Linked DNA regions of Homo sapiens: region 2 is linked to region 1. A link is a loop called in an ENCODE intact Hi-C map of the cell type or tissue named here. Cell type or tissue: GM12878. All regions are shown on one strand. Each heading gives the region's core, and the rest is flanking DNA. Links, peaks and the distances in the headings are about the cores only. Region 1 has its middle 8.7 kb from the start of CD82. Region 2 overlaps TSPAN18 (tetraspanin 18).

The links. A loop is a pair of places that touch in the nucleus more often than their neighbours do. Peaks named below come from ENCODE experiments on the same cell type or tissue, not always from the same donor. Only the 100,000 strongest peaks of a DNase experiment are listed, where the experiment ranks them.
Region 2: a loop joins it to region 1, with 5 times the contacts of the local background. A loop is called at or near these places in 20 of 110 quality-filtered maps.

The regions. Positions count from the first base shown.
Region 1 is chr11:44,555,523-44,558,430 of GRCh38, forward strand. No RefSeq gene overlaps it. Among named protein-coding and RNA genes, the nearest start is that of CD82, 8.7 kb to the right of the region's middle. RefSeq lists a silencer at 1,183-1,232. In GM12878, for the core only: a CTCF peak has its summit at 1,310 (motif pointing right); a DNase peak (open chromatin) is centred at 1,429.
Region 2 is chr11:44,774,271-44,777,178 of GRCh38, forward strand. The region is part of intron 2 of TSPAN18 (tetraspanin 18); the gene reads left to right. Among named protein-coding and RNA genes, the nearest start is that of TSPAN18-AS1, 39 kb to the left of the region's middle. RefSeq lists enhancers at 1-642, 2,607-2,908. In GM12878, for the core only: a CTCF peak has its summit at 1,329 (motif pointing left); no DNase peak of the experiment used is centred there; H3K27me3 peaks cover 59 bases.

The sequences.
Region 1 (2,908 bases), core at 298-2,797:
CAGATACCACATCTAAGCAGGAGCTTTGAGAGCCACCAAGCGGCTTGACCACTGCTTCTTCTTTTCTGTCCCATGAGAAGACCCTAAATAGGGACGGATTTTCCATCTTGGATCTGGGAATAACAAAGACACATGAAGCAGAGTCTCACGTGACCCACAGCAATCTTTAGCGGCCATGTAACATAAGTGGGGAATAGGGCCTTTGTTGATATAAATCAATGAGATTTGGGGAGTTCTTTGTTACTGCAGTATAACCTCACAGAAGCTGTGACTCTCCAGCCAACCCCAGCCCCATGCTCAACAATTCAGGGGACTTTGCAAGAGCCATTAAATAAAATTTTTCTGCAAAAACAACTAGATTTCACTTGCCATGCTTATAACTAATACCTACTGTGTTTAATGTTATTTCATCATGATTATTAAATGCGGTGACTTTAGGCCAGCTGTCTCATTGGCTTGTAAATCCCACGCCTCAAAAGTGTCCTTATCTGAGCTGGGTGGGTGTCTGCAGTTGAAACTTGGCGTAGAGACCTAATTCCATGTCTGCCCTCACCTGGCCCTGCAGCCAGGGGGATTAAACTGAGACCATGAGGAATGGGGCAGCCCCTATTCCCCTGCCTCCAAGTCTTTCATCTCCAAGCCCCCAACTTTTTTTTTTTTTTTTTTTCTGAGACAGAGTCTCACTCTGTCACCCAGGCTGGAGTGCAGTGGTATGATCTCGGCTCACTGAAACCTCTGTCTGCAAGATTCAAGCGATTCTCCTGCCTCAGCCTCCCAAGTAGCTGAGATTACAGGCACCTATGACCACGCCAAGCTAATTTTTGTATTTTCACTAAGGACGGCGTTTCACCATGTTGGCCAGGCTGGTCTTGAACTCCTGACTTCAGGTGATCTGCCCTCCTCAGCCTCCCGAAGTGCTGGGATTGTGATTATGGGCGTGAGGCACCGTGCCAGCTGATTTTTTTTTTTTTTTTTTTTTGAGACGGAGTTTTGCTCTGTCTCTTGGGCTGGAGCGCAGTGGGGTGATCTCGGCTCACTGCAACCTCCACCTCCTGGGTTCAAGCAATTCTCCTGCCTCAGCCTCCCGAGTAGCTGGGATTACAGGCTCATGCCACCACACCCGGCTAATTTTTGTATTTTTAGTACAGACAGGGTTTCACCATGTTGCCCAGGCTGGTCTTGAACTCCTGACCTCAGGTGATCTGCCCGCCTCAACCTCGCAAAATGCTGGGGTTACAGGCATGAGCCATTGCGCCCGGCCTTCAAGCCGCTCTTAATTGGCTGCACTGAGCGCTGTGGTGGACACCAGAGGGCGATAAATGCTCATTTTGGAGAAAAGAGTGATGAGGTTTTTGGTTTTATTTATTTTTTTCTCCTCTTTCTCTTCATTTCTGTTGGTAAAAGGAATGACTTGGACACAACTAACTAGTGCATCTCATAGCCCTAAAGTAGCAAATATTGTATGTGCATTGCCTGCAGCGTAAGCAGTGAGGAAACAAACCCAGAGAGGTGAAGGTCACATGTGCCCAAAGTCACATGTTGGAAAGTTACCAGAGCAAGGACTTGAGCTAAACCATGTCTCACAGAGGAGGGCAGTGCAAACATGGCAGTTTTCACAGGGATCATCCTGGAAAGTGGTGTCCCTGTCTTCCCGCTAAGGTCTGTGTGGCCCTGCCAGCTACTCAGAATGCTCTCAATATGAACATGAATTCAGCCAGTATTGCTCCCCGGATTGCAAACTCAGTTCCCCATGGGAACCAGGCAGGTCACAAAAATGAGGGAAGCAGGCTAGATGAGCCATAGGCACAGTGGGGACTGTAGCCAGCTGGAGGTCATATGTCGCAAATAAAGAGGTCAGCCACAACTCAGGTCCATCCGCTGTGGCCCCGTTGGAAGGCACAGCAGGAGGCTCAGATGTCCCTATCCCTATACATCTAAAAATCAACATAAAATTCCCCAATTTTTAAATGCTGGCCACAAATTCAAAACTTTTTCAACTCAACTAAGCCTTGGCCTTCTCAACTGTATAAGGGAGAGAACGTCTACACCATCAGCTTCTTGGGCCACAGGTGTGTTCTTTTAGATCTCAGGCCTGATTCAGGGAAAGATCTCCCCACTGATATAGTGCAGCTCCACCGAAGAACAGCTGTGAGAGTTCCCCTTTCTGCAGCACCTCCTCATCCATCTCAGGGGCTTATGAGTGCAGGCATACATTGCTTTTTATTACGCTTTACAGATAACGTGTTTTTTACAAATTGAAGGTTTGTGGCAACTGAACTGAGCAAATTTGTCCGTGCCATTTTTCCAACAGTATGCACTCACTTTTTGTCAGAATTTTGGATCAATTTTTTTTTTTTTTGAGACTGAATCTCTCGCCCTGTTTCCCAGAGTGCAGTGGTGTGATCTCGGTTCACTGCAACCTCTATCTCCTGGGTTCAACCAATTCTCGTGCCTCAGCCTCCTGAGTAGTTGGGATTACAGGCGCCCGCCACCATACCCAGCTAATTTTTGTATTTTTAGTAGAGACAGAGTTTCATCATGTTGGCCAGGCTAGTCTCATACTCCACACCTCAGGTAATCCATCCACCTCGGCCTCCCAAAGTGCTGGGATTACAGGCATGAGCCTCCACACCTGGCCAGGATCAACAGTTTTTAAGTAAGGTATGCACATTTTTTAGACATGCTATTGCATACTTAATAGACTATGGTGGAGGGTAAACATAACTTTTACATGCATTAGGAAACCAAAAAAATTTGTGTGTCTCACTTTATTGCAATATTCGCTTCAGTGTGGTGGTTGGGAAAGGAACCTGCAACAGCTCCAAGGTGTGCTTCTATCTGGAGACTGAAAAAGCGCTGCCCAGAGTAGTCCCCTTTCTTCTGCTTTGCTCTTCCAAAAATCCCTCCC
Region 2 (2,908 bases), core at 236-2,735, 220 kb after region 1:
AGGAGGGGGCAGAGCCCAGGGGTGTGGTATCTGCTTTCTGTCCCTGGGGGAAGCTCCTCAGACAGGCTCATTCCTGCATCTCACAGTGTGTCCCCATGCTGGGCAGCTTCTCTTAGTAAATGCAGAGGAAGTGATGGCAGGTGGCCCACAGGCCTGGGGCCAGGCTTTGGGCTGACTGCTGTCCAGATAGCATCCAGGCTCCTGACCTCAAAACCTCTCTATTCAGGAGAGGTAGCAAGGAGACCTGGGGTGACAGAGTTGGCTCCTTCTGCCTGGAGGTCCCTGTGGTCCTCAGAAGTCACCTTGCAATTGGGGACCTCCCAGCTCTTGGCTTTTGCATGGACAGAGCCTCCTTCATCCTCCCTTCTTCCCTCCTTATTTCCCTCCCTTTCTTCTTTTTTTCTTTCCTCCATTCACTAGGCATCCACTGGGGTTCAGAGATGAAAAACTCCCACTCCCTGAGTTCGAAGGACTCACCACCTGATAGAACAACCAGGTTGATCTCAAAAGATAAGAAAAGTTGAGCACTTTGGTTGTGTGTGTGTGGCTGTTCTTGTTAAGACAATAAAACAATTCAGAGCTTGGAAAATGAAGGGAAAAGAAATCATTCACTTCCTCTCTTAGGACCAGAGCCTCCTTCGTTTCCTGCTTTTGTTCACACTCAGGCATGTGTTCAATAGTTGACACCAGAAAGTCCGTTCAGTTGGGCTTCCTGCTTTTTTTCCCCATCTCTCCTGGCCTTACAGTTTGTGAGATTCCTTCCTGGGCATCACAGGGCTGGAGGGCCCCTACTGTTGGACACTCAGCTGTGTCTAGTGTCTGCTGTCACCTGCATACCTCCTGGGAGGGGTCGCCAGGTACAGCAAATAAAATTAAAGGATGCCCAGCTAAATCTGGACTTCCTATAGACAATGACTCAATTTTTAGCATAAATCTGCCCCAAGCAATATTTGTTCCATGTACTATTTAGGAAGAATCACTGAAAGATTATTTGTTGTTTATCTGAAATTCACACTTCACTGGGCATCCTGTATTTTATCTGGGAACCCCGTACCTGGAGTATCTTTTTGCACGTGTGTAGTCAATGCTGCTTTACTTAATAATAGGGAGAACTATCTGGCTAATATGTTCCTCTCCCCATTTGTTGGGAACACTCTTCCTAACTTGAATCGCTCCTGTTCCTGCCCACACTTCTGGACTGCTCTGCAGCTTAGCGTACTTGGAGGTCACCGAATCCCTATAGGTCCTCTCCAGGCACGTTTCATTGCCAGCCTCCTTCTGGGAGCCTCCGGTGACTGCAAAGGTTTGGTTTGCTCCCTCTAGTGGCGGGGGTGGGAGGTGTACATTTGCACTCCTCTTGGGCCTCTGGGGCTGCTTTCTCCAGCGTCCGCCAGCATCTTTGGCAGGGATGGAAACAAGGATTGTGTTCTTGCCACGCTGGAGGGAGCAAGGGCTTGAGGATGTTGCTCCAGGCTGCTAACCTATAGAGGTCGATGACATCTTTCTCTCCATCAATGAATTTATTTTTCATTCCAAGGCAGCTTTCAGGGTGATAAAAATATAAAGCTAAGTGGCAGACGATTTTTTTATAAAAGTGATTGGAGGCTGGGAAGACAGGGTGTTGCCTTGTGGTTAAATGGATTTTCTGTTTAACTGAGGGTTAAGTAGAAAACTCGTTTTGATTCAACCTCTGTTGTTGCCAATCTTTCTAAAATGTATTAGCTGCTCCCTGGTTTTCCTAAGTGCACCATAATGACCATAATTGAATCTCTCTGCTGGCAGAGGATCCTGTGGGGCGTCTGGGCACACTGTTGTAAATGTCAGTCTTCACCGAGTGGCCCAGTTATTGGGCTTTACAGCCTGCAGTGCAGGCTGGTGTGCTCTGCAGTGGCCTTCACATTCGCTGTCTTCTCATTCTATCTGCCCAGCCACCCTGGGCCGGGACTCAGGAAAGGAACTAGTAAGACCACTGTATAGATGTAGAAACTGAGGTCCACTTGGGGAAAGATTGGCCCGAGTCACATCTGGCTGGTGGAGGGGCTGGGACTGAAGCCAGCAGAGACAGCTGTGGTATTGGCCCTGATTTAAATCCTGGTTCTCACTTGCTGGCTGGGAGACCATTAAGCTTCACGAGCCTTGGTTTCTTTATCTGTGAATTGGGCACGATAACCTTTCCCTACAGAGCTACTGCTGGGGTTAAGGGTGAGGATGTGGGTGGGCTGCAGACCACAGCCGTCATATATTTAAAGGGAAAATAGCACCTCTCCTGAAGAAGAAATCAACATACCAGTGCTGGGACCCTGTGTCCAGCTTCTTTCTGCTCTGCCGTCCTTCTTCTGAGTGTTGGTGGTTTTACAGTCAGAACTTGCAGCTGGAATGTCTGGGTTTGAGCCCTGTCTCTGCCCCCGACTCTCCGTGTGACTACAGTCTGGGCCTCAGTTCCCCGTCTATAAAGTGGGGATAATGATCGAAACCTGCCTCCTAGGGCTGCCATGAGGATTCCAGGGAAGGTAGCTGAGGAAGTGCTGGGTCAGGGCTGGCCATTGTCATCCTAGGACCTGGTTGAGTGTGTCTAGTTTCACCATGCTTCTCTAGATTTGGCTTATATTCTGAGTGTTTTAAAGGGATTGGGTTTGGGACCCAAGCTCCCTTTTGGTGCCCCAGGAGCCTGCATGGGCAGCCTGGGGAGGAGAAAGATACCCCCTCTCACAAGCTGGCTTCCTGCACTGTCTGGCACTTTACCCCTCTCTGGGTGCTTCCCCAGGCCTGGTTCTAAAGAAAGATGTTAAGAGAGACCTGAGGGTAGCTTAGGAGCGGACCTAGATGGGAGACTTCTGCCCTGCCATGGCCCCTGAAGTAGGGTACCCTGCCTGGGGGATGCTGGCCCTCAAATAGCTTCCCTATTTGG